Regions from separate parts of the Mus musculus genome. Here all the other regions are linked to region 5. The links are chromatin loops, found by intact Hi-C in ENCODE. Cell type or tissue: left cerebral cortex. All regions are shown on one strand.

What was found. A loop is a pair of places that touch in the nucleus more often than their neighbours do. Peaks named below come from ENCODE experiments on the same cell type or tissue, not always from the same donor. Only the 100,000 strongest peaks of a DNase experiment are listed, where the experiment ranks them.
Region 1: it touches region 5 in a loop (2.6-fold over the local background); 2 of 42 quality-filtered maps call a loop at or near these places.
Region 2: a loop joins it to region 5, with 8 times the contacts of the local background. A loop is called at or near these places in 4 of 42 quality-filtered maps.
Region 3: it touches region 5 in a loop (4-fold over the local background); 2 of 42 quality-filtered maps call a loop at or near these places.
Region 4: a loop joins it to region 5, with 4 times the contacts of the local background. A loop is called at or near these places in 3 of 42 quality-filtered maps.
Region 6: it touches region 5 in a loop (3-fold over the local background); 3 of 42 quality-filtered maps call a loop at or near these places.
Region 7: a loop joins it to region 5, with 5 times the contacts of the local background. A loop is called at or near these places in 3 of 42 quality-filtered maps.

What each region holds. Positions count from the first base shown.
Region 1 is chr13:82,719,918-82,723,917 of GRCm38, forward strand. No RefSeq gene overlaps it. Among named protein-coding and RNA genes, the nearest start is that of Mir3961, 24 kb to the left of the region's middle. In left cerebral cortex, no CTCF peak of the experiment used is centred here; a DNase peak (open chromatin) is centred at 1,984.
Region 2 is chr13:82,940,250-82,944,249 of GRCm38, forward strand. No RefSeq gene overlaps it. Among named protein-coding and RNA genes, the nearest start is that of Gm33073, 180 kb to the right of the region's middle. In left cerebral cortex, no CTCF peak of the experiment used is centred here; DNase peaks (open chromatin) are centred at 377, 1,535, 2,693, 2,904 and 1 more place; H3K4me3 peaks cover 659 bases; H3K27ac peaks cover 4,000 bases.
Region 3 is chr13:83,142,028-83,146,027 of GRCm38, forward strand. No RefSeq gene overlaps it. Among named protein-coding and RNA genes, the nearest start is that of Gm33073, 23 kb to the left of the region's middle. In left cerebral cortex, no CTCF peak of the experiment used is centred here; DNase peaks (open chromatin) are centred at 1,516 and 3,603.
Region 4 is chr13:83,066,432-83,070,431 of GRCm38, forward strand. No RefSeq gene overlaps it. Among named protein-coding and RNA genes, the nearest start is that of Gm33073, 52 kb to the right of the region's middle. In left cerebral cortex, a CTCF peak has its summit at 2,335; DNase peaks (open chromatin) are centred at 83, 1,280 and 2,369; H3K27ac peaks cover 419 bases.
Region 5 is chr13:81,942,392-81,946,391 of GRCm38, forward strand. No RefSeq gene overlaps it. Among named protein-coding and RNA genes, the nearest start is that of Gm41009, 57 kb to the right of the region's middle. In left cerebral cortex, a CTCF peak has its summit at 1,808 (motif pointing right); DNase peaks (open chromatin) are centred at 257, 1,830, 2,618, 3,323 and 1 more place; H3K4me3 peaks cover 2,104 bases; H3K27ac peaks cover 2,440 bases.
Region 6 is chr13:83,713,474-83,717,473 of GRCm38, forward strand. Gm52046 (a long non-coding RNA gene) reads right to left here. Exons shown (of 2, transcript XR_003950632.1): 1 at 3,305-4,000; 2 at 1,459-2,653. Among named protein-coding and RNA genes, the nearest start is that of C130071C03Rik, 5.9 kb to the right of the region's middle. In left cerebral cortex, a CTCF peak has its summit at 1,698 (motif pointing right); a DNase peak (open chromatin) is centred at 1,719; H3K4me3 peaks cover 3,406 bases; H3K27ac peaks cover 3,894 bases.
Region 7 is chr13:83,722,733-83,726,732 of GRCm38, forward strand. All of the region lies in intron 1 of C130071C03Rik (RIKEN cDNA C130071C03 gene), which reads left to right. Among named protein-coding and RNA genes, the nearest start is that of Gm52046, 3.1 kb to the left of the region's middle. In left cerebral cortex, a CTCF peak has its summit at 2,436 (motif pointing right); a DNase peak (open chromatin) is centred at 2,448; H3K4me3 peaks cover 4,000 bases; H3K27ac peaks cover 4,000 bases.

The DNA.
Region 1 (4,000 bases), 780 kb after region 5:
TGTGTGTGTGTGTGTATAGAGATTAGATAGATAAATAGATAGATAGATAGATAGATAGATAAATAGATAGATAGATAGATAGATAGATGATAGAGATTTTCACATAGATTTCCCTTATATATCTAATGTAATATAACTGCAATAGTTTTTTGTCTAACCAATTATGTAGGATCAAGGGGAAAGCACTGTATGCCAAACAGTGATATTCTCTACATCTAAAATCTAAATAATGTGTAATAGTGTGTCCTCTATTTTCATATTCTTTTTAGTCATTTATACTTAACCAGTTTGGAAAGAATGACATTTCCAAACTCTCCGTAATATATAAATAGCATGTCTTCCTTCATGAGTTTCTTTCCTTCTTTCTTTCTTTCTTTCTTTCTTTCTTTCTTTCTTTCTTTCTTTCTTTCTTTCTTTCTTTCTTCCTTCCTTCCTTCCTTCCTTCCTTCCTTCCTTCCTTCCTTCCTTCCTTCCTTTCTTTTTTTGTTTTTGTTTTTTGTTGTTGTTTTTTTGTTTTTTGAGGCAGGGTTTCTCTGTGTAGCCCTGGCTGTCCTGGAACTCACTTTGTAGACCATGCTGGCCTTGAACTCAGAAATCCTCCTGCCTCTGCCTCCCAAGTGCTGGGATTAAAGGCGTGCACCACCACCACCTGGCTCCTTTGTGAATTTCTTAAAATAATATTCAGTAAAAACAAATGAAAAAAGAAAAAGATTTAAAATTTTTAGTGTTTATGGTAGTTGATTCCAAAGAAGAACATTGAGGAAAATTTAAATACAAACAGCCATTCACACAGGCAAACTGTTCGCTTATAGGGCTCCTCTTACCATCCCTTTCCCACAATGATGAGGAAGAAGAACACAAGGGAACAGGTTTAATATGGTTGGGAATCCACCAGCCAGAATGGCAGAACTGTTATCATCTTGTTGATGCTTCATGTTGCAGAGATACTAATTTTCATGTGTGTCCCAGAATGTAAACAGATGCTTGAATATACTTATGTTCTTACTTTGAGTCATTTGGGAGGAGAGGAGATGAATAATATACTGTCATTTCATTATAACATTTTTTAAAAACTTGGTTATGGATGTCTATCATGTACAAATCAGTTGATAGTAGAAAGGTTTCAGTGTAGTCGTGGTATTTATAGTGAAGAATATCTAAGAAGCCATTTATCAGATACTGACATTTTCACTTGAAAGAGTGGCAAAATATGGAAACAAGAAATTTATTTTCATTAAGAGAAAGGTGCTTCTTTCCAAACTAAATCACCTTGTCATGGCTACATTACCTGTCTCAGAAATAATTACTTTCTCTTTCCAAACTCATCTGACACCAATTTCTTCCCTTTCTTTCCAAAACTAACAAATTTTCTTATTCGCTTCCTTTCTCCCTAACTTGGGTACTTATATGCCTAACAAAGGTTGATAGACTCTAGTTTTTAATACATTTCCACTAAATTTTACAAATAGAGTCATAATATTTTAAGACTGAAAAAAACTGGTATTTCTTGTGTTTTAAAATAAATTAATTGAACTAGGAAAGAGACTGAAAATGAGAAGCAGCTTTTATATTTCAAAAATGAAATAAAATGATCACTTTCAAATTCTGGGAGATTCTCAATATAATTCAGTAGAGGAACTACAATGAATGACCATATTATCAATATATAAAGTACTTTAAATGTAAATTTCTGATTTGGTGAACTGATGTGTCCATGATATTTGATCAAGAAAAGATGTTTTGTTTTATTTGAATTCCTGTATCACATTGATGCCAAAGACACTGTTGTTTTTAAAGTGCATCAGCTAGGACATCACAAAAGTACCACTTTCCAAATTGCTATGGGTAGCAGCAAGACAATCAAAGGCATCATTCTAAATTGACTTTTACATTGCGAGAAATTTACTGATCTAAAAATTTACCAAGAGGGAGACCAGCACATCTGCCCCTATAGAAATGATTTTTGCATAGTAAGTGTTGATCTGCATAACCACATGATGGTTGCAAGTGCTGATTACCAAATCTGAATCATCATTACTTAGCAAAGTTCTATAAATACACATGGCACCATGTAATATATTCAGCTGCACTAAATTAATGACAAAGTCCTCATCCCAAGGAGCTTGGGGTCTAAAACTGAAGAATGGCACAAAATACAAATATGCAGAAAATACGGCATACAAGAGAAATTGTCAGTGAAATAGTTTCAGTGGAAGGTTTTTATGGTTTGAATAAAATGATAAATTAAAAATTTACATAAAACTTCATTTTTGGATTCATCATGCTCGAAAGTAAGCATTTCTAAAATACCACCTTCTGAATTCTTGGGATTATGTGTGTATGTGAATAACATATATATTCTTCATTTTTTATATTTAAGAATGATAAAATCAGTATATCCAAATTGAGTTCTTTATCCCTTCATGGTGTTCATATTTTTTACAATCTGCTCCTGACCACGAAAGACATTTTCGAGATTCTGTCTGCTCATTATCTTCCCCTACCAAACACCAAGTCCTGGTAGTTACCAAAGATATGGCAAACTCTCCAATTTCATCTGATACGTTCTATCTAAGTTCCTTCGGATTTCTATTAAAGGAATACTGTTCTTTCCTATCTGTTTGCATTTTAGTTTCTCACCAACAGTAACTTTGTGTTAGCTTACCCAGTCAGTAGGTATAGCTGTCTATTTTCTTTCTACATTCTCTATTGTTGTACATCTAGCAAAAAACCATGTATCTATATAATATTCCCAACACTCCAGAGAAATTAAATTTGTTCTCTGATGCATATATCAACATTCAATAAAATTGTCCTGTCTTACGAATAGTTTCTGTCTGCCATTTCATAAAGATTATCCCCTTACACCACTCAGAACACAGCGTTTACCTCCCTAATATCCATCCACCCATTCCTTCTCAATTTAAGGCATAAACTGTTCCTGTCCTCCAGAGGTGTGTTTCTGTTCCTCCAGATGTGAGAAAAGGTGATCCGTTATGCCCCAACATGAGGCTTGTTACTCATTGCAAGGATAATGTTTCTCCTGTCCTTGGATTTAGACACAATACTTATTCCTGGAAATGACTTTCTTCTCCCTCTGTCCTAGGTGGAGCTTGAATAAATGTTTTGTTTTGACTCCGAAGTCTCTTTTTGTAGTTGAGACTGCCTGGAAGTCATAGCTATCCCCCTAGGCCATTCCATGAGTATAAGAGTGGCAAGAATGTACTACCACTGTGGCTACCCAATACTAATTTTAATCATATATGTTAAATACTCAGTCAAACTGCTTCTAAGATTTGACCCATGCATGTGTTAACCTAACATGGGAGTTAGTCATTTTTACATCAATACATTTAGAGCTGTTTTTAAAATCTGTATCATAAATGTTCTATTGCTAGAGACTTGGATATTTTACTTAAATTATCATTAAAAAATTAAGTTCTAGGAGGATGAGGCATGTATATACCTTGGTATATACCTGATTATGTCTATGCAGGTATATTACGTTATTAGTAATTTAAGCAGATCATTTGTCAATAGGACTAAAGTAAATATTCTTGTGACAGAAGATTGAACTACTTAATGTGAAGTCCCTCTTCTCTCGTGACTAATCTCAAATGATTAGAGAACTATATCGGAGATGGGTTACATAGTGTAAACCCAGCACTCAGGATAGTGATCTAGGTCTATGCCAGAAACTGGGTTACTTAATACAATCTTAGTGCTTGGAACAGTGGCCTCGCTTTATGCCAGACATGGGGTGTATACTATAGTCTCTGTACTCAAGGGAATTGCAATCTCAGAACTCTGGCAGAATGGTTAAAATTTCAAAGTAAACCTATACTACCTGGAAAACTTTAGTACAGTCTGAATTATAAACCAAGACCATCTCTCAAGAAATAGAAATAAAAACATGCAACAACCTTTCAAAGTACTGCATGAGGCAATTCACTGTGAGGCCAAACCCCATATGGAAATTGTCTTTTTTTTTTTTTTTTTT
Region 2 (4,000 bases), 1.0 Mb after region 5:
TCTCTAGTTTCTTTAAAATAGATCCAGGATCACATCCTTCTTCCCTGAACATTTTTACCCTTTAAAGATGATCTTTACCCTACAGTGTTCATTTGTCAGAAATGTACTAACAAATGCTAAGATGCTATGGAATGGTGATAATTTCCCACGTGTTCTTGAATCATTTTGCTCCTTTTCTTTTCTGAGCAGTGACATTCCTTCACATTTTCATCTCTCGTCTATGCTTCTCTGCTCTGAGAAGTCTCCTAATAAAGCAATGATCATTTCTATCCATCTCTGGTTTATGTTTCACAGGCCATGAAATAAACCTGCAAAGGAAGCGCTGCAGACTGTGTGGACTGTGTTTGCAGGGGATGAAAAAGGTTGATGGTGGTTGTATTACATCTAGGTGAGTCAGTTCTCATAGTGTACATGATTTCATGTACTAGTTTACCTCTGTAGTTTCCACATAGCTTCTAGATAAGTTCATTTGTGTCTTTACACGTGGGCATGTTATTATGGATGTATATACACATGTGAATGTGTATACATGTATCTAGAAATACAATTTCCTACTAATTTTGATGAAAATTCCAGTTACTATTTTTGCATATGCCTGCCCACTGGAATTTAAAGTAGCTAAAGGAAAAAAAAAGAATTTTGATCACACAGTGCAGATTTTCTATATTATCTTTGCATTTCTTTCACTCAAAAACCTAACAGGCAAATAATTCTTAGCAAATTTTCCTTATTGATTACCATCTTCTCCAGGTTTACCTGGAGAGCTACTGGAAGAGTTAATGCCTTCAATTATTCTATTTTCATTCATTCCAGCCCATACTAACTGGATTTAACCAGTACAAACTTTTCGATTAATTTAATTTCCCCCATTTTTAAAGCACAGTTTAAGAAAATGTGTATATTAGTAAAAAATAATATGCTTTAAATGTGTCAAATACAGTTTTGTCTAAGCAAAAAAAATTCACAAATTAGTAATTTTATCACCAATCATCTTTTGTAGTAGGAAAAGTAAGAAAGAAATGTCTTTGGGGATCTTGTTTTTCAGTTGATACTAATTAGATTTTTTAAAAACCAAGTTTGAAGCTCATACTGTTCTGGCTTCAACAGCGCCAAATGATAATCCAAAGTGACATACATTTCCTATAGCAATAAAATTTTGGCAGATAAACTCCCCAATGAGAAACAACGATTTGTATGCTTAGATGAATTTGTGATAGAACGCAAATGAAGAAAGAAAAAAGAACAGAATTTTAAAAAGTAATTGTTCGGTGCCATTAATGCCCTCTCCATGTTTTCGAAAAGTGCCTAAATCCATGAGCATAGCAACATCCAGGACAGGATACATAGTGCATCACTGATGCACCCCGTTCTTGGAAGCTGGAGAGAAAAACTGATTGCTATTTACATTGAAATTCATTCCTAAAAATCTTGCACCCCTTCCCTTCATTATGCAATGTCGTCTTGGACCTGGGCGTCTAGAAATGTGGAAACTGTAACACTTTGACACACCATGTAAATGAGGTATCACTGTAACATGCTATTTAAATGACGTTTGGAACAAACACTCAGCAGGAAGTTTGGAAAACTTATAACGAGATTACCTCATAACTTTTTTTATAAGAGTATTCTTGTATTTCCCCCCAGCCATCTTTTAATTCCAATAAGAAGTATACCGTTTGCCACACTCACTCTCCAGCAGCAAAGCTGAGCACTGTGTTATTGCGGCAATTAGTCAGTAGCTGAGCCGGGTGTTTGAGCTGCTCTTTATTTTGTTAGACAATATTTGACTCAGGGCGCCTTTGTCTTCCTGGTGGAGATGTTGAAATGGGTACTATAAGTCTGAACCAACATACTATTTCATATTATCAGTTCTGAAATGAGGCTAGTTTGGGGTGGGAAGAAAAAGTTCAAGATTGTCTGTGACCTTCCTAGTTTTTCTTTTGTTTGTTTGTTTGTTTGTTTGTTTGTTTTTAACCTTTCATTTCCATGGCTAGTTTGGAGATGTAGAAAATGCAATCACAAGTTTTAAGAATAATTCAATTTAAAGTTTCTTCCTAAAATGAAATCAGTTTATTTTTAAATACCATGATTAAATGCAGTTAGGAATGCAACAGGGAAAACAGAAGAAAATGAAAATACCTTGTCCTGGTTATAGGGACCTTTGCATGCTTGTGTTAGAGACAAATATATATATATATATATATATATATTTCCCGTTTATATATATATATCACAAATGAAAGAAAAATAATTAAGGTAATTAAAAAGTCAGACATAATATGAATCCCTGTCAGAGAAGGAATTTTAGTTTATTAAAATTAAATTATAGCATCATCCTTCTAACATTCAAGAGATACTAGCAAGAGGCACAGTAGCCTTCGTTTTACAATGGCTACAGCTTTTGAAATCTAATCACATCCCTGGTGTTTTACTTTCTATTTTTTTTTTCTGTTATTTCTTTCTTCAAACGTCTTATTGTAGATAAGTAGTCCATGTGAAACTTCTTTCTACAAGGAAGAAGAAAGTAGAAACATCTAATGGGGAAAAAAAAAAGTTTCACCGGGCTAAACACTGACGAGCAAAGATCTACCCAGTGAAGTATCTGGCCAACAAGCCCAGACAGTCTCCCAGCAAAAAAAGCCAAGATCTCTCTGAGAACTATTTCGGTCTCTGTGCATGCTCTCTAAATAGCCTTCTGAAGAATTTCCCAAGGAGATTTCTTCCCAGGGCACTTGGGAAAGGTTCCTTGCATTGGGTGGGCTTTGAGGAAAGAGTGGATGAAAGCCTCCATTAGGTCAGATTGCTAAAGATAGCTGCCACTCTATCCTTCAATTCTGACAAGGGGAAAACAAGAAACAAAAACAGTCCGATGAAGCGCCGGAGAGCTTTCTGAATCTTTCTAAGAGGTTCCAAATTGAAGTCTGGCTAAGCTAACACCGGTACATAGCTACACAGGATAATAGAAAACTAAAGCTTGTGAACTGTCGACTGTTCCCGTTTTTTCACCTCTGAAACGATTTCTCAGTACAATGCCCCATGTCTTTTGAAGCTGTAACCTTATTTACATGGGAAGAAGGACAAAAGGCACATTTTACATCGGTAGCTACTAGCCACTTGTATTGGGGAAAGCAGCTTGTCAGTTTTATCATCAGCTTTAGGAGAAAGGCAATAGAATTTGTTTATACTCCCTGTTTGTACTTGAGCTATTTTCTCGCAGAACTGGCTGATAGAAAGTGGAAAGGCTTTGATTTAAAGTATTGTATTTTTTTTTGTTGTTGTTGTTGTGGTTGTGCTGTCTTCTGTCATCTCTTGGAGACCTGCTCTTTTCTGAAGAGGAAAAGCATGGAAATGGATCTCAAGGAGAGGGAGAGGTGTGGAGGGAGGAGTGGAGAGACAGAAAACTGTTGCTGGGATGTATTTCATGAGAGGAAGACTCTAATATCAATAAAATATATAAAAATATACATCAGTATATTAGATACATAGTTATGTATCTATATATCATTAAAAACAAAAAGTCACAGTGTATACTATAAACAGTTACATGTTATCAACAGTTAACCAGAAAGCTATTTGATTTCTGATATTTATCAATTTCTTAAAAGGCACAAAATTAACTGGGTTTGGTTGTTGCTTATTTTGAAATTTATCCAAGGTTCACATATATCTTTATGAATCATGCCCCATGGTAACATTGACTAAACCTAAATATTGGTGATTAATCTTTTAAATTTTATTTTCCCTTTACCCAAGTTCTGCTAAATAGATAACAATAGATTGTCAGAATCCTGCTTTGTTTGTTTGTGTGCGTGTGCCCTAAGCTCTTGATGGTTTTATATTAAGCAATTGCTATTTTCAAATATAAAAATGCATTGCTCATAGCTGCCTGCTAATTTCTAAATAAACCTAACCATAACTACTGCACATTGAATAAATTTTACTATAGAGGCTTTAACAAAATAACTTTCTATTTTAGACCAACAATGATCACATTTTCATG
Region 3 (4,000 bases), 1.2 Mb after region 5:
AAGGTATGACAATTGGACATCACTGTTTTATCTTTTCTTCTCATATTTTTATAGGTAGTCTATAAAATGTTCTGCTTATGAAACAACACTAGACTATGTATCTTATTACTATACAAGAGCCATGGTAAAATAAAACATTTGTCAAAAGAAAAAGAAGAGTTAAAAGAGTTATAATAGCAATGCCAGCAATTTCAGAGTGAGAATAAGGCAGATTCATAATTAATTTACTCTATATTTGTACCATACAAGCTAAGATCTGCTAACTATATGTATATACATAAGATATATAAATATACATATACCATACATGTAGAAACCGTTTTATATGTGTGTGTAGAATCCATCCTTACACATAGTGAGAATAATAAAATATTCTCCTCATAAATAAGTAATAGAAACCAGTCCTTCCTCCCCCTGCCAATAACAGAGCTATAAGTGATCACAATACACTAACTGGATTTATGAATTCATGTGTTCACTGCTAATGATCATTTATTCAATGGTGAATAAAGCTTACGGTTTGGTCTGTAAGTTTGAAATACCAAGCCATAAATAATTATTTCAACAGTTAGGGACTATAGTAAAATTGAGCAGAGAAAGAATAAACGTCTGAAAAACCCCACAAAGAACTCATTGAAGAAATGTGAGCTATACTGGGAATTAGAATAGACAACACATGCAAGGCAAACAGATAATGCAAAGCATTTTAAGCTTGATGAGCAGTAGTCATCAATAGAAAATGCTAGAAACAAACATAAGGATAAGAGTGGCCATTAGTGCTGTCCAACAGGACCAGGAGTCTTTTTTATTTCACATGGCTTGTTTGGATTTTTGAGTGTGCCTTAGGATCAATTAGAAACGTAATTAATTCAGGTCAGTGAACTGTCAGTTAAAGTGATCTATGTCATTCTCTTGCTATAGCATCTGTTAGAGTAGAATCCTCTAACATGCTTTCCAAACAGCAGCAGTGAAGAACATGGATGGTCCCATACCAACCTGGAAGTGGCTGCAGTAAACAAAGAAATTTCTGCCAAGATGAACGTACTTCATATAGTTTGTGAGAAATAAATCTTCATCATTTTTAGAAAGACTTTACAGTGGCTTATTGTCCCACTTTGACCTAGAGTACACAAACAGGTAAAGAAGCAATGATATATTCCATTTGATAGGCATATGTGACATATTAAATAAAGCAGTAATAAGTTTGAAGGAATAAACAAGTCAGTTTTCAGAGAAGCAAGAATTCCAGCTTAAAGTGGATAGAGTTTATTTGACAATAACAGAAAGCTGTTAAAAGCTTTCAAACAGGGAAATATTATGAACAGAATTGTGCGTTAGGAAAATTAATCAAGCAGGATACAGGATGCCTAGGAAGCAGAAAGACACTTAGAAGCAGGAAAACAAGCTATGCCATTGTGAAAAGTGTAGAAGTCATGGTGCTTAAACTAGGGTAGTAGCAGTAGGAACCAATTTGGCAGAATGAATGGAACAGTAATTTGCAGGTCTTGGCAACTGATGAGGCCCAAGGGACTTATAAATCATTCCAAGCTTTTGAGCCTGAATGATTGTTAAGATGGTGCCGCAGCCAGTTAAATAGGAAGCAGAGAAAGACGAACAAATTTGAGAGGAAGAAGTGCAAATTTAGGTCAAGTATGACATCCAGCTGGTGGTGTCCAGTGACCATTGGAAACAAACTGAATATAAATTTGCATCATTAAGGATATGAGAGATGAGAGAGTGCAAAAACAGGGCTTTGGGTATGCCTACCTTTAAGTGGCAAACACTAATTAATGATATCTAGCAAAGTGTACTTTCACTGACTCAAGACAAAGTGGAGCATCAAATAAGATAAATAACTATAGCACTTGATGCAGAGATGAATTAATATATATATGTGTGTGTGTGTGTGTGTGTGTGTGTGTGTGTATGTGTGTGTGTATGTGTGTGTGTGTGTGTGTGTGTATGTAATTTTCAAGAGGTCACTGCAGTAGAAAATCAGAATTGAAAAGACAAATGTGAGCCATGTCAAATAGAGTCAAGATTTTGTTTTGTACAATGGAAAGACAGACTGCAGTAAAACAAACCAGGTAAATTAGTGTGTATGAAAACATGGTGTTCCTCAAAAATCGTTGAAATGCAAACTCCAAAAGTATACAAATAATGTGACTATATTGATTAAATATACAAACAACATGAGGGAACAGTTATGGATATATGTATTATATATGCATCGTATTTGCACATTATTTCTTAATGGTAAGCCAGTTTGTATGTATTTATGTGTTGTGTGTGTGTGTGTGTGTGTGTGTGTGTGCGTGTGTGCGTGTATGTGTGTGTGTGTGTGTGTGTGTGTGTCTGTGTCTGTGTCTGTGTGTCTGTATCTGTGCAATATTGATGGTGTATGGATAGGAAATTATGGTGATTATGTTGCTGATGGCATTGGCAAATAAAATACCAATAAAGTAGTCATCAGAATTGTTGCAGAAGGCTAATTAAGGTACAGAAATTACTTTGGTTTATTGGTTGCTTGTGATGTGTATCTTTGTGTGCGTGTGGGTATGCACATTCCACAGAACACATGAGGAGGTCAAAGAATAACTTCCAAGAGTTATTTCTCTCCTTCACCAAGTGCATTAACAGGCCACCTTGCTATCCTCCATAAATTACTTTTAACATATGTAGTGGCACACATTAGGTAATCTCTAAAAATCTGCACATGATGCCTCTGCTAGCCGTGTCTTTTGCTTATATTCTGCTTTGCTTTGGTGGGAAGGGTAGTGCATAATCTGTCAGATAACACTGATCTTTTAAATAGCTCTTCTAATGGCCAGCCACAAATTTGTTACCTAACTGCCCACACTTAAGTATAGTTTCTGTCTTCACAAGGCTCTAAATAGAATGCTGAGATAATTCATACCCCACCAAAATATTTTATATAAATTCATTTACTAAGGTATAAATTAAACTGCTAAGTGCTTACTCTATGTGACATGGATGTAGAGTTTAGGGATATATCAATAACTAAAACTTACAATGTTTCTGTTCTCATAGAGGATGTGTTTTCTATGCACAGTTAAATGAACAAATTGTATTAAGAGTTAAACAATTAACATATAAATAATAAGCACCCTCATAGTTTTGGACTGTATATATTTCTTGAGGCTATCTCCTACATGATTCTTATCCTTGCTAAAATTACTGCTTTGTCTCTGTCTTCAATTAGTTTTCTTCATCCTAAAACTTCATCAAAATACATTACATGTAGTCTAGGTAGCCTGGGGCGCTGAGTCTTCCCACATCAGTCTTCAGTTTGCCAGGATACCAAGTATTTGCTATCACACCTGAGTCTCTGGGTGTTTCTTAATCTAGCAAAATTGATACTTAAATGTACAGAGCAGAATACAGAACTAGAAAACTTAAAACAAAATCACTAAAACCTCCAAACATAGCACCCACAGAAAGAATGTGATCAAGCACTGTACTTTATAAATGTCACTGAGATCTAAACCACAAATTTTAGAACAAAAGGATATATTGGGAGACAGAATGTCCAGGAAATTTCCAAATTAGCTGAAGAGTCAGTTCAAACATCAGATAAGTACCATGCATGACTTTCTAGGAAATACACAAAGAATGGGTTAGTCTAACAGGATGGACAACCACTAACAAGTTACTCACTGAAGGAGAGTTTTTATCATGAAAGAGTGAAGCTGAACACAAGTTGGTGTATTTGGAATGTATTTCACTGCTGGTGCTCATCACTGAGACACAGTGGTTGCTTCAGGGACTTTCTAAGGAAATTAAGTTATAACATAGGAAACTGATAGAAATAAAATGCACTAGTATAAAATCTTACTTTATGAGAAGGGTAACAAGTACCGCAAGCAAAGGTGATGACTAAGTGAATCGGAATATGGTAAACGTGATACAAACATTGTCTCGGAGGAAGAATGGGATATAAAAATGTTTGGTTTGCTTATTGATTCATTTTGTACAAAGA
Region 4 (4,000 bases), 1.1 Mb after region 5:
CTCAGGATTATGAGTGGACACAGGTTTAAAGAAACACAAAAACAAACCCATGAGCTCCTGCTTTTAGAGCAAAACGAAATAGGGCTGACATCATGGAAATCTGCCAGCCGACCTAAGCAAAATGTAACGTGCCTACTTCTCCTTTCTAGTCTTTCTTTTTTCTATATAACGTTCATGGGAGCCAACATTGGGGGAGGGGAGAGCGTTAACCTCAGTACACACACACACACTATGAGGTGAAAAGTTAAATCATTCAAATATTCAAGGTTTCCCATAAATTGTTTCCTTTTGAAAATTTTGAATGGCAGAGTAAAATACCAATATCAATGCCTTCTTTTACTATGCATTATATATAAGTCAGTATTTTATAACTAGTCTCACAATTCTCTCTTTGTGAAAATTTCACATGTATTTTAGAAGATAAAGTCTTCAACAGTTTTAATATATATTTACGTTATACAAAATAACACCTTGGTTTTTGTTGTTTATTTCTTCTTGTTTTGTTTGTTCATTTTTGGTTTTATTCTTGGGCTTTTGGTTTTGATTTTTGTTTTTCGTCCTTTTTGTTTGTTTACTTAAGAGTGAAAGAAGGCATGGGTTTGAATTGGTCAGGAAGTGGGAAAGATTTGAGAGATGAGGGAGAAGAAACTGATCAAAATATATTGTATTAAAAATCCTTTATTTTCAATAAAAAATTAAAAAACAGAAGGCATGTAGGTATTTGAATAGATGAACATAGCAAATTTTAAAAACAATTTTATTAATTTTTAGAGAATTTCATACAATTGGATTTTAATCATTTCTTAACTCTCCCTTAACATCTCCCCCACCTACCTACTCATCCAACTTTATGTTCTCCCTCCCTCTCTCCCTCCCTCCCTCCCTTCCTTCCATCATCCCTCCCACTCCATCAGTATAACTATTTCACACTGACTTTCAAAATCTTAACTACATTCAAGAGTTAAACATGATTAGTTGATAACCTTCACCTTAAGAAACTATGCTTTATGAACAAGTTAAAATTAAAGCTTTGCTAAAGCAGAGATATAATTCTCACTCGTAGCAAACAATAGGCAGCTCTTTACATATATATTAAATGAATCTATAATATATGAAATCAATCACAATGCAACACATGAAATAAGTACAAACTGAGGAAGGACGAGTAAACCCTTAGCCAAGTGATCCATGGAGATCTCATGTAGCTGCTTGAGCTTAATAGCTTTCTATTAGGCAACAGCTCAAAATGAGGCATTCTTGAGCAGAAAGTGCTAAAAGGAAGTGACAGGCAGAGGGGACAGGAAGAATACCACACAGTGCTAAAGGAAAATGCAGGATGTGAACAAGTGCCATGGAAGAGACAGATTCGGCTTGAGTGAGCAGAGAAATTTTCAGAGAAAGCAGATTGTAGTTAGATTTAAAAGGCATGTCAGATAGTCTGTGGAAAGTCATCTCAGGTCTCCTGGAGTGTATCTCTATTTATTTAATTTAAAAACTTTGAATGCACATTAAATGAAAGATGGTCACAGATGTCTCTATAGATACTACACATATGCATTCAACTGCTTTATATTTACTATCTTAAAATCTTGTTTACATATTTGCTTACTATATTTTAACACTAACCCATGTTAAATTATAATCTCCATGAGAAGAGAAAACTTATTCTTGTTCCTCATATAGCTAGTGTCTAGTAAGTATTGTCACATACTAGGAGTATCTTAAGTGGTTGATGAAGGGAAAAGATGAATAGCTGGAAAGTTGGTTAACTTGTATTAAGGTGTAAATACACTGGCTAGAAGTAGCAGGACAGATCCACACACATGTTAGCCTAATACCCACTTGGGCAGTAAAAGCTGGGGGTGGGAGAGAGTTGCCCCACATTTGAGACTGGATTTGAAAATTCTAGACAAGAGCAAGGGTTAGAAGTTTGAGTAGAGGAGCAATGAGCTGTTGCCAACCAAATACTCCAAAGTATTTGTCTAATATAAACACTTTTCATTAAAAAGTGGTTTTTTTTTCCTTTAAAAAATGGAGGTGGGAGGTTGGATAATTAAAATAGTACTTTATAAACACAGTAATTGGAAGCTGCTTACTAGTGTAGAAATGTGATAGAGCCATCTGACAGTATAAGACCCTTAGTTTTAAATAGTTTTATCACACTACTTTGTTTTTGTTTTTAAACACCTACTCTTTAATCTGTGTTGCTTCTGCTAACTCCAGAAGAAAAGGAAAGCCATAGGTAAAGAATCTCTGTCTTCATGTGGTAGGAGCTGTCTCTGCTTCTATGTTCTGAGTCACCTTGATTCTTGCTCTGCCTGCAATCACCAGCTGGAGGCTCTGGAGAAAGATAACTAGCAGACAGCAAAGGCAGTGCAGCTGATGTGCTGTATCTATCTGGTTTTCACTCCCTTTCCAACAGCAGCTATGTCCCACTGGAAGTCCTACCGCTAACTCATTCTATACAATTCCACTTCTGCCTAGCTCTAGATAACTTCCCTTCAGCTCCAGGGACCACCTGCTTCTAGGGGTGCTAGCTCTGCACTCCAATTGTTTCCTTATTTCTTCACTTAATTCTTTCACACTTCTCTCAATAATCCCTTGTTTGAATTACATTTTCTACCTTAACTATCTTGACTTTAAAACATCTGAGCTTAATAACAGAGCAAGAACTTAAAATACAGAAAGTGAAAGTGTAGGCCATATATTTTAATAGTGAATCTGCCTTCTTTTGTCATGTTTCCAAAATACCACACCAAATTATTTTAACAAAAACAACAAACAAACAAACAAACAAACAAACACAAAACAGTAGCCCCCCTGTTGTTACAGAATACAGACAAAGCAGAACCACAGAATTAAACAAGGATGTACTAATGTGGGCAAATAAAGGGTTCCCTTGCTTGTAAATGTTAAGAGCTCCCCATTCTGTGTTTGTGGCAAATCACTAGGTTACAAAGTCATATACATCTTACAGAGCCCCAGAAAAATCCCCAAAATAACACTGAAAAAGTTTAAATGGCAGTATTTATCCATGTCCCTATATGGTCATTTCCTATAGGAAACTGGCACCTGTTTTTCTCAGAGGCCTAAGAGCTGAGTTAGTTACCATGACCAGAACATTTTCTCCAGCTGTGTCCTGGTTTCCACCTGTACTTCAGTGGATGTAGTTGGAAAGCACCTTGAGAAGCATAGCAAGTATTTACTCTAAAACATGTTGTCTAGAGAAAGCCCAAAGTGAGAAGATGACATGAACATGAAAAACGTTTAGCAAGATTAAATAAATACAGAATGTTCCTGTATGCTTTGAACATATTCTTGAAAAAAATCATAAAAAGAAAGTTTCCATAGATTATTTTTTATTTAATTTTATTTGTAATTCATTTTTTACACTCCATATTCCATTCCCTGCCCCTCCCCTCCCACCCTCTAACTGCTGCACATCTCATACCTCCTCCCCACCACACCTCCTCTCCACATGGATGCCCCCACCCTCCACCCCGACTGACCTCTAAACTCCCTGGAGTCTCCAGTCTCTTGAGGGTTAGGCGCATCATCTCCGAATGAGCATAGACCTGGAAGTCCTCTACTGTATATGTGTTGGGGGCCTCATATCAGCTGGTGTATGCTGTCTGTTTGGTGGTCCAGTGTTTGAAAGATCTTGAGGGTCCAGATTAAGATTGCTGGTTCTCCTATAGGATCGCCCTTCTCCTCAGCTTCTTTCAGCCTTCCCTAATTCAATAACAAGGGTCAGCTGCTTCTGTCCATTGGTTGGGTGCAAACATCTGCATCTGATTCTTTCAGCTGCTTATTGGGTCTTTTGGAGGGCAGTCATGATAGATCCCTTTTTTGTGAACACTGTGCAGCCTCAGTAACATTGTCAGGCCTTGGGACCTCCACTTGACTTGGATCCCAATTTGGGCCTGTTGCTGGGACTTCTTTTCCTCAGGCTCCTCTCCATTTCCATCCCTGTAATTCTTCCAGACAAGAACAATTATGG
Region 5 (4,000 bases):
CTTGTTACAAATACAAATTCCTTAGTCCTATCTTAGACAAAAAGAACCAAGGGCTTTGGAAATGGACCCAGCCACCTTCTTACAGCTCTCTGGGTGACTGTTCTCATTTCTAGTTTGAGAAGAGATTCTGAAGAAGACGGTTCTTGCCTCGTACCTGCCACGTTCTAGTCATTAAGTTCTGGAAAATTTGCTTAGCAACTCCATGTTTCTGATTTCTACATCCATAAAGTGAAGGATGTTCAACAATGGGCCTCACAGCTCTGACATTCCCAGGGTCTAGGATTCTAATTATCCGGTAAAAGAGAATTCATTAGGGAAAAGTGATGCCTAGACATCTGGCTGCAGGGCTAATCTAATACTGTTCAGCCACACACCACGCCCGCGAGTTTAATGCACACGATCCCTCTCCATCCTCATTAGCTGCAGATCTTCTTTGTAGCAGCTACTATAAAATAAAACGAGCCTGCTAAGTATCTCAAGACTAACTCAGCGTTCAGTAAGTAAAATACATGACTAGGATCTTACTTTTAATTGTTGAAAATGATGCACAGCTTTAATGATATTATGATAATGGAATTTAAAACTATATATCTTTCTTTTGAAGGTTTTCTTTCCTGCACTTATCATAAATGCATAGGAAGTACATCACTAGGCCCGTAAGCATTAATAGTTTGCCATGACTCCCCCTCTACTTTATGTAATTTATGTAAAGCTTAAAGCATGATAAACATAAGAGTCTGATAGCGAAGACTCCTAATACACCAGTGGAGGTTAGTTACTTCAAATGGCTGAAAGGTGTGTATTTCTTATTTCTGAAATTTTTATTATTCTAAAAATTATTTCCAAATATTAATATGATTTCCAATTTATTCAGATGTGTGTTACTATTTGACAAGTTGGCCCTTCCACTGAGGACTGATATATATATATATATATATATATATATATATATATACATACACACACACACATATATATATATATATATATACATTTATTACTATTAAACATCAACATGAGTTGATGAGTGTTTACTTCATAAACCTGGGGTGTAACTCTGCTGCAACAAGATTAGAACCCTGAACCCCGAGAAACACAGAGGCTGATATTGTACATTTTTTGCTATGTTATTCCTGCAGAGAAGATTAACTCTCTTCATGTCATTATTTTACTGATTAGAGCAGTGTTTTTAATATTGTGGGGTATGTTAGTATTTGAAACACACTATTGATAAGGCTATTTTGAGTAATGAAGTAACTGGGCGGATGTTACCATCTGTGAAACAGGAAAACTCACTATCCACATCTGGACCAGATGTGAGTCAACCTTTACCCTGTCTATTCATTGTCTCCTTAACTGAGATGCATACAATACATATGTGGTTGCTTTGTTGAAAAGGCTCTGTGGATATGCTTGCTTTTTTTTTTAAAGCGATAAAACAAACTCCTAGTAATTGTAATTTTTCCATGATATTGTGGAGCAAGAATACAATGATTAACAATATTTCATTGCTTATTTTCTTAGCATATATAAACCAGGACATTATTTTTAAGGACAATTTTGTGAGATGTTAGAGAAAAAAGTGCCATACAAAATAATTGTAGATCACTTTCGACAGTGGGTGATGCTTGGGCGTTTCATAGAAAGTTGTTGTATTCTCTTATTACAACAAATGATTCCAAGCTGGTTTCTTTGGGTTTGAGGTGGGCCCTGAAATTCTTTATATCAAATTCTGTTAAAAATAAGAAAGGAAAACAATAAATGGTCTGGTCTTCTTTTTCAAGTGACATTGTCATTTGTCCAGAAGGGGGCGCTCTCAGCCCGTATGCAGCAAGAGCTCAGAGCAGACAGTCTGATCTGCTGCGAGGAAACTGTCTGAAGGGAAAATATCAACACAAACCATGCGTTTGCCGCTGGAGCACGCTGGACCTCATCTGCTTAAAAAGATGCACGGATATAGTCATCACAGTTCATAATTTAATAAACTGCTAAAAAAACCCACACATTTTCATTTTAGCGACTTTGGTCTCACAACTAAATTCGCATTGCTACAAAGACATTTGAATTTTGCACTAATATGTCATGAGCACGGCACCCACTGCAAATTAATGAGTCTCTGAATAGCACTGTGCATTTGTCATTTGAATTTATGCTAATGTAGTGAGGTCTCCTGGTGATGCTGATAGTCCATAGCAGCCGCTTGAACCAGAGAAGATGTCGGCACATCTCTCTCACTTTATAATGCGATGTCCTCTCTTGGCTTTTCTGTCCTGTCACTTGGGCGGAGATCCTGTAACTGGTTATTGATAGGGCTGCTAATTATCTTTGACTTTACACTATTGGCCTGACCCCCAACACTGGGCAGAGGTAATGGATCAGTGTTGAGAGAATTATGTACATCACACAGTGACAGCCTCGGACCAGGAGGTCAGAAGGAGTTCACTGAGAACCAATGGTATTTGCAAGGGATGTTGATATAGAAACTGTTGACGATTTCCAGAGATATTGTGTAATTTATGTCAATAAGTCAATCTAAGAAAGTCTACTTTTTGCAGATATGATGAACAGCATTTGTTTGTATGTACAAAAATTAGAAGCTCCCTACGCCTTCGTTTTCCTGCTCCTACTGTATTTACATTCAGTCTAAGACAAAGGTCTTAGCACTGCTTCTGGCTATCTGCATCTTCATTATGGTTGTACCCATTTCCCGTTGGTCATGTGTATGTAGTGACACATTTGAGTCTAATGGTAGGATTGCTGGCATATTGGGCATGTTGTAGGAAGGAAAATGAACAAATTACAAGCACTACAGAATGGAACATCAGTTAGTGACAAAAGGTTCTCAGTGTTTTTATCTTTAGCCCCAAGACTTAATTGTGAAATTAATTCCCCCCCCCTTGATTTAGTACTTATATTTGCCTCTCTTCTAGTTACTGAAAATAAAAATGGGCAGTTTACTCTAGTGTATTCAGAAGAATCAGATTTTATGATTACAAATAAAATGAAAAAGCAAATAAAAACTTGAAAGCCCCAAACAAAAGTATGTGTGTTAATTTTGCACCTTTTAAAATTTGTTTTTCGATGGTAGAATGTGTGGTTCGCCCCACTCCAACAGAGACAAACATGCAAACTTTTCTTACTATATTATAACAATTAAAGCACACATATGAGTTTTGATTAAAATATACCATTGTTACCATCCATTCCCAGGTCAAAAATGAAGTGGAGATAAATAAGAGAATTCTTGGATTATCTCCAGTAGAAAAGGCATCCTCTGGCTGATTGGGAGGATCGCTCCTTAAGCGACATCGAGGAGCACGGTATGGAGAACTGAAGGTGACCCGAGATCGTGCAGAGTCCCCAGAATGAAAAGGCTCCTCCTTGAACAATGAACGCTCACAAAGATGAGGAATTTATCTGCCGCATTGCAAGCGGCAGAGGGCAGGGACCCCAGGGGAGGCAAGCGTTGCCTTCCCTCCCTCTAACCTGTTGGCAAGGCTAAGGGTTAAAGGGCTGCTCTGGAGAGCGAAGCGGGGAGTAAGAAGGCAGCTAATAGATTCTTCACTACAGCTCCTCCTGTTTCCCATCAAGGAAGGGAGACGTTTTTCACTCTTCTTGGAAAAACTTTGAAATGTAAACTGTTTCGATTGATGGCTCCTTCTGGCCCTGGCAACTCTTTTTGGTAGCTGGTGCTCTTTCTGTAATACTTGTTAAAAACGTCTCTGTAGCAAAGATGTTGTTTTTTATGTGATTTTTTTTTTTTAAGTCAGCGCATGTGTGAGTACAGACAGGCTCTCATCTTGCACGGCGGAGACAGGCAGGTGAACACCTCCCTCCCGTAGTCCTTATTCATTTGCAATACTTTATATGATTAGCCTCTCAGAAAGCTGTTTTCAGTCGAAACTGTCAATCCACTTCCAATGTGGCCCCTCTCCCTGGAAAGGAGGAGGCTGTGGCCACAAGCCCCTTTCTTAGCCTGGATACATTTAATATGCCAGAT
Region 6 (4,000 bases), 1.8 Mb after region 5:
TTGAGTTGTTTATTGGTTAATTTACTGGTGATTTTTTTTAACAATTCAATTTAATCTGTTAACACTATGTTTTGTTGTGACATAGATTTAACGGTGGGACTTTCACGCGATGTTTCGCTTCAACAGCTTTCAATCTGTCTTCTTTGGTCCGCAAAGAAATACAGCTCTTTAAAATATTCTGTGTCTGTGGGCTCATCTTTATCCCGCCTTTCTCAGTTTTGCCCTCACTAGGATGTGACACACCCAGCCCCTAGGGTAGGCTATACTCTGGACTTTCGCTGGAGCTCCGGTCCATCGGATGTGGGAGCGCCTAATCTCTCAAATTCGGCCCTTCCCCCACTCTTTTTCTTAAGAGGTGCTCCGAACAGCAACAACCTTGCCCGGCCGACCTTCCGCTCCTTTGGCCTATGCAACTCAATGAAAGCAAAGAGAAGTTCCGAGAAAAAAGCAATGCTGTCCAGCCTCAGCTGCCGGTTTCTCTTCCTTCTCCAGCGACCAGCGACCAAACTCTGTACTCTCCACCAAAGATACCCCCACTCAAGGTTGTTCCCAGACAGGACTCCAAACAATATTCTGGAGGTAAATTCGAACGCAGCAAGATGATTGTGTTCCACACCGTCTTAGTCAGTGAACATGTATCATCTTCTTGGAAGAGGAAACGCCGCACACCATGGTGTCCTTGCCCAATTGATCATAGACCTGGTTACCCACAGGACTCACTAGGCTCCTAGTGCCTTAGAATACCACCAATTCATACTTTGGCTTAGGGATTATGAAGAATGCCCAAGGAAGGAAAACTGGAGCATAAGTGGGGAGGGGGCTCAAACGCAGGACATGAGAGAGGTCAGAACATCAGTCTGACTGGGGGCCTTTGAGATCTGAGATGGGATGCAGGGTGCAAAGCCACCTCCAGAGCTCTGATGCATTCTGAAGAATGGGAAAGCCAAAATGAAAAGTTCGTTTGCTTTTCTTGTTTGTTTTTTACAAGAATTCAGCCTAAATTATCAAGGTTTATGGTTTGCTTTTAACAATCTTTTTCAAAATAACTAAGAACACTAATTAACTAACTGATAAAATGTGGCTGGAGGGAGAAGCCATTGTGTAAATTATTTTTAAGCCAAGAGGCTTTGTGCTTCAGTTGCTCCCATCTTGTCCAGCCTTGCTTGATCGGGGAATACGAAGTTAGAAAGAAAAAAAAAAGCGTCTTTTGCATGTTAGATCCAGTTAAGCTGGAACATTTTCTAAAAGCAAGAACAGGTGTGGTGAACTCTATTCATGATCTGACCACTTTGTCTCACAGAAGCTTTAAAATTTCCTCTATGTTCAGAAAGTAAAGTTTTAAATACTTTCCAAACCCTTTCTGCATACATTCTGTCGTTTGCCTTAAAGAATGGTGAAGCGCTCTCTTTCTCTCTCTCTCTCTCTCTCTCTCTCTCTCTCTCTCTCTCTCTCTCTCTCTCTGTGTGTGTGTGTGTGTGTGTGTGTGTGTTATTCACTTGTTTTAGATGCTTCAGAAAAGGTAAGGCCCTTATTTTACATCTATTGCTGATTTCTCTTTGCCCCTTTAAATCGTGCATTTGTGTGGCCCGCTGGCGCTGGCGTTAGATTGGGAGAAATTCGGATCTGCAGCTAGCTCCCTTCTCTCTTCCCTGCAGGCTGGCGCACCTACTCACTCGCGCTGCATATCCTCTTTTGTCCACTAGAGGTCACTGGCCCCTCGCGGCTCGCCTCTCGACCCGCTGCCTCCAGCTCCTGGAGCTCAAATTAGCTTCCCGTTAATTAACACCCGAGTCCATCAAGGCGGGTTCCTCTGTACAGTACTCGCAGCAGAGCTTATATAGACAACTTACACACCCAGCCAAAGCAAACCTCCCCAAATCCAACACTTCCAGCATGTCCAAACTGGGAAACAGGCGGCAGAGTAACACGGGGCAAGGTATAGTGCTTTAACTTTTATTGGGTGGGGCTTGCAAAACTGCTGTGAAGAAAGCTTTCTTTGAGAACGCAGGTTCTGTGGGGCTGGTTTACTTCTTAGCTCTCCCAGGCTGGGCAGAGTGCTTTCTGGCCCCGCCAGCATCCTGGTCCTTAAAGAGAATTTCACCAGCCCGTGTCGCTATACAAGAAGGTCGCTGGTCTACACTGTTCTAGGCGCACACGAATGTACTGGCAGATTATTTATTAAAGGGCGTAGAGTACAGTGACATTCCCAGAGGTCATTGAAATTGCTAGAAGAAAAGGGTATACGCGACAGTGTTTCTCGTGTCCTTTGATACAGAACAGCAAAGAAGCGGGTAATGATGAGGGATGCACACCACGAATCGACCCTGTGTACATGAGATGGCCTGACGTGTCCTGGGAAGTTCTCTGACTCTTGCTGCATGCGCATTTTTACTTTTTGAGATCCTCAGAATATCTGGAATCTAGCTTTAATTTTATATTATTTTCAACCAAGGTCCCCAAAAGATTTCCTCCTATGAACTGGGTATACTGAGCCTTGGCTTCAGGCCTCAACGAAATTCTTAAGAACTGTGCAAAATGAAGCCTGAGTGTATTCCAACATAACTGTCCAACTTGGTCGTAAACCGTAAATCGCCGTAATAAGCTCCTTTGACGCGGTGTTCTGTGGTGGATCACTGCAAGTATTCTTAATTTCCTTCGGGGGAAAATATTGGAAAATTTTATTCTGATCTAAAGATTTGCCTCACTTGAGATCTTTTGCGCTGAAAGTTAGTAGGCACGGGGAGGCGGACTGTGAACTTCCTAGTAGCTTAGGAACTGGACTTTCGTTATCTGGTCCCCTGAAGACCTGGGCATTCGACCTCCTTTCCCACAAACTTTTCAGGCACGGGCGGAAAAACGATGCGTATTTGTGGTCGGAATAAAGGCTTCTCTTGGACTAATAATGGCAGATACTTAATGAAGCATTGTCCGCCTTCAGGGGAAAGGGGGACCCCAGTCGGACCTCTAACTACATGTATGCGCTAGGCCATGAGCACCAACAAAGTGCACATCGATAGTATGGAAGCGGGGTGGGGTAGGGGGTAAAAGAACGCAGATTAGGGTATGCGGGAGAAGTGCCCCCCCCCCGCAGCAAATAAAAAATCCACTTTTCTTGAGGTGGGAGGGGGAGATCGGGAAGTTCGCAGAAACTAGAACACCGAAGGACTTCGGACACCGCCCGAGTGAATTCCGAGGGTTTGAAACATCATTTTGTATTTCATAACCCTAAACTGAGGTATGGGAGGATCCTTGAAACATCCCCTCAGGAGCCAGCCCAACCTAAGTCATAAAAGAGAATACATACCCCAAACTTGGTCTGCCACGACTTGCTTTTGGCAACCTTGTGGCCAAGACAGAGTCCCAGCACAGGCGTTGCAACCCGACCCCGCTCCAGTCCTGGCACAGGTGTCAGCCAGAGCTGGAATTATGTAATGGATTTGGTGACCTGGGCTCCTACCAAAGGGAATTAGGGAGGGCGAGGCTTTATTTTTTCTTTTCCCTTTGACTACATCTGGTGTCAGGTGTCCCGGATTTGTGGCAGCAGGTGTGATTTGAAGGAAAAGAACAAGTGAAATGGCGGCCAAGCTCAAAGTGCCCTGGGAAGCTGCCAGAGAGCCTGTCATCTCCTCCTTGGCGGCTCACCTGAGGACCTTCCTTGCAGGTGCCCTGGATTCCAAGCAGGATAGGCAAATGTGGGGGTGGGGCTGCCCTCCTTGTCATAAGCTGTGGGAGTTCTATCCTGATGCATTTGTTTGCTTACTGATCCCCTCGCCTCATGAACATGAATGTGAGTATAGAGATACAAAATTAAATTATATATACATATGCATATGTGTGATATATACATACATGTGTGTATATATATGATATACACACATATATATGTGTGTATATATATATAATCTATCTATCTATATCATGCAAAGTGTCAGGGAGCCCCCTTTTTTAAGAGTAATGATAACTTTGATAATTTGTGCAGAGGCTAGTCTCTAAATTTAAA
Region 7 (4,000 bases), 1.8 Mb after region 5:
GCAGTTAATGACCTTGATACCTGGTTCCAATAGATAACAAGGCAGAATTTTATGAATGTATTTTTTGATCAAATGTTTTACACACACACAACACAACACACACACACACACCTCCGCGTAGATGCACACAGGTGTTCTGGGAGAACCTCTCCATGGGAGCTGACTTAGGAAGCTCTTCCTCAGAGCTTCATTCCCTCAGACTGCCAACTCATACACATAAAGGCTCCCTCCCTAGACAACCAACTATGGATTTAAGCAGACTTCAAATGTACCAGTCTCCTTCTCACAGAGTAATGTTTTCTGATCAATACTGCCACCCTTGCATCCGTTTCTTCATGTTACTCAACAAGCAGGGAATGGAATAACTGTGCCTTCTCTGGAGACAGTAGACCATGGGCATGTGACAAAGAGCCCAGTCCCAATCTAGTAGTTCAGTCTGTTTTCATTTCTTTAATTCTGTACTAAAGAGAGAGTTATATCAAGGGAGACCAAAACACACCAGGATTCTGTCTCCACCCTTCACACTAATCACAATGACCACTCACATCTATGTTTTTATAGCAAACATTTTCATGTTTTTTTATGACATGAATTATTATGCTGACCTAATTTTCTGTTCTAAATCAAGCAACTTTCCTTTACCCAGGGTATAATATGCTGACTTGTTGGCACTGGTTTGCATGCAAACACCAAAAAATTCCACCATTTTAAAGCACACGTTCCACTTTTCTGTATTTTTCACATCAGGGCTCAAAAATGTTTAAAGTTATACCAAAGACAGTGAAACCAGAATCCATTCTAGCTATGATTTGGGGGTGACAAATAAGATACATTCTAAAGTCCCACACAGAGAAGGGAAAAGGAACACTGCCGCTTTCCAAGGTGCTTGCAAGACCTAAAAACCCCTGTGAACTGGGTTTGGTTGCCTGGTGTATGTCTGCCCAGTATAGTCTAATTGTTCTGCAGTCTTTTCCCTCTCCTTCTCTCTCCTATGAAGGCTTCATTTTTCAAGAAGAAACCTTAATACTCAGCAAGATATAAGGCTCATTGAGAAGGAATAGAGCTCTGTTTTATTCAGTATTAGCAATGTGAGTTTACTCACACACCACACACCACACAGATTGCTAAGTGTCTATCTCAAGGTTTGAGTGCATATGTTACAGAACATACTCCTATCCACTTTCAAGAAAATTAGAACAAAAACTGCATTTATAAAAATGAGCTGAGACTTCATGAACAGTTGGGAGATTTTTTTTAAAAAAATAAATAAAAAGAACATAGAAAACTATATTTTAATCATCTGTTTTTAGGGAAACTAAGAGCTTCCTGTTTTATTTAAAGAAAAATGTAATTAGCAAACCTTTGCAATTATTCAAAATGGAGACAATAATTTGGCTATACCAAGGCTTCTTACCCACATGGGTGAGATATTTTAGACCGTTGTTCCACTCACTATTCTACAGCTAAGGGTATTCGATAGGAAATCCTGACCTTAGATTAACAGGTGCATTCATTGTTTTAAAAACTGGGATTTGTTAATAAGTGACATTTTAAATTGAAACCTCAAAGGCTTCAAATGCTCCAGTGTTCTACGAGGAAGGCATCTGCCCTAGCATTTGAACAGGTTAGTTATCTGAACCACAGTAAGGTTTCAGAGGCCCCTGCCTGCTCAGAACCTGGCCCATGAAAAGGAAACATAGAGAGTGGGAGGGGCTGCTGGGTCCCCTCCCTCCTCCACTCAGTGCCCGGCCCACCTGCACCACATCTACTCAGAAAATGACCATTTGGTGTATGGGGGAAAAAAAAAAACTCATAAGACAAAGTCTAGAATACACACATTGCACTCAGATATGTTATATAAAGTGCATATTCTTTAACATATCTACATTGTTATAGATGCTTTGTGGTGTGTGTTTGTGTGTGTGTGTTAAAAACATCACCCTCTCTCTAAGTTTGTCCTAACATGAGGAATTAAAGAAAAGAAAAGCTGTCAATTTCTGGATGAAGTCAGTACAATAAAGGTGCAAATGGCATCCCAAAGGACTTAAACAAATGACAGGCCTATGGTGCCGGACATTTGTAAAGATGCAGTCTTCGTTTGGCGCTGAAATAGGTACGGTGATGAAGAGGACTGTAATATAGACTCAAGTAAATTAGGATTTCGCTTTGGCTGTGGTCAACAGTATTTGCAGGTCCCCAGGGTTCCAGAAGAAAGGATCTTCGAATAGAGGTTGTGTGTATTGCCTGTGTTATCAGGTCCCTTCTGCGGCTCCCCTAGGACCATCTTGAAACTATAGCTTTTTCTTTCTTTGTTCAGTAATGGCTATAGAAGTCCAGAGTGTCTTGAACATAAAGATCTTGAAGCCACCCAAGTCCAGAGAATGCAGGTTCTCCCAGGCCAGGGCCGCCCCGACGACCCAAGCGAGGTGCTCAAGGGCCAGTAGGTGTCGCTGTTTCCCTGCTGGCAGGACCCTGGAGCCCGACGTTGGCCCCTAGCACCACTCAGTTTTCTGGCCCGGGTGATTTCCTAGACGTCTTTGAGCTCTGGGGATATGGCAATTCCCTTATTTTGTTTCTAGAACCCCTGACCTAAGTCCTCCTGGCTGCGACCACAGCAACATTGGTGGGCCTATGGAGAGAGAAAGGAGAGAGGAATATTGGTGGGGCCCAAAGGCCGCCCTGCTGGAATAAGCGGGGAGCCCGCTTCACCCGCTCCTTCCTTTCTCTCCCCAAGCCTAGGGTGGCGTCGGGGCTATCTGGAGCACCCCGGAAAAAAAAACCCTAAATTAAGGAATTCACACACGGCTGTACTTCGACTTTGAAATTAAAATAAACAAAAGGTTCAAAATCTAGCTTCGCGGGAACCGCTCACAAAAAGAGTTTTAATATCCTTATCTCAAAAGACAAGGAAAGAGGGAGGAAGAGAACGAGGGAGGGAAGGGGGAGAGAGGGAGGGAGGGAGAAAGAGAGAGGGAAGGAGGAAGAAAGAGAGAGGGAAGGAGGAAGGAGAGAGAGAGAGAGAGAGAGAGAGAGAGAGAGAGAGAGAGAGAGAGAGAGAGAGAGAGAGAGAGAGAACGTGCTAGGCCTGGACTTTGAGTTACCTACGGTCTTACCTACAGGGCTGTATGCAGAATGTCGGGTGATTGCGTTGTCCTCCCTTTGCTCTGAGAAAAGCTTGAACTACACTAGACGTCCCGCTGTCCACCCCAAACCGTTATTTACTAAGTATTAATCTTCACTAGATAGGGTTACCTCATCTTTGGAATCTGTACTGAAATTCTGGATATTGAAAATTCTGTTCCTTTCTCTGGCGTCCTGCGGCCCCCTGTCTTTGGCTCAGTATGCGGCGTAAGCGATTATTAATCAGAGGCGTTCTTTTTGTGTCTGGGGGGGGGGGGCATTTGGCTTGAAGATTCCATGACACGCACTTACATTGGTTGCATCCTGTAGATGTCTGGGGATTTTATTGATATCAGGATTTCTTTGCATAGGGAATTCACTTCTCTGTTAAAAGGTGGCAAGGGAAGAGGGCAGGAGCCACCCTAAATTCACGGTCTTGAGCAATCGCAAGAGGTAGTGTGGAAATAGAAGTAGTTGTCCATTTAACTTGACTCTAAGATAATGCCTTCAATCAAGAGGTTGCTATGTGATTTAAAAAGAAAAGAAGAAGAAGACATACTGCTGTGGTTTTGTGTAAAACTAAAACATTTGTAGAGAGGAAAACCCTAACAAATATAAAACTAGCAGACAGGAAAAAAAAATTCCACTTAGTCCCAAGTATGTTTGAATAATTTTGTTCTGGTGTCAAGACTGAGGCCTTACCATTTCAGGACCCGCAGCGCAAGAGGCTGCGTAGTCACTGAGAGCCTGAAATTTAGCAAGAGTTCGTAAATATTTTCATTAAATGCCCTTTGCATTTGCCCTTTCATAAAATCGGCTCCTTTCTTTAAAGTCTTATGCCTTTTACACAATTCTAAAAAAATCATTTCTTATCGAAGCA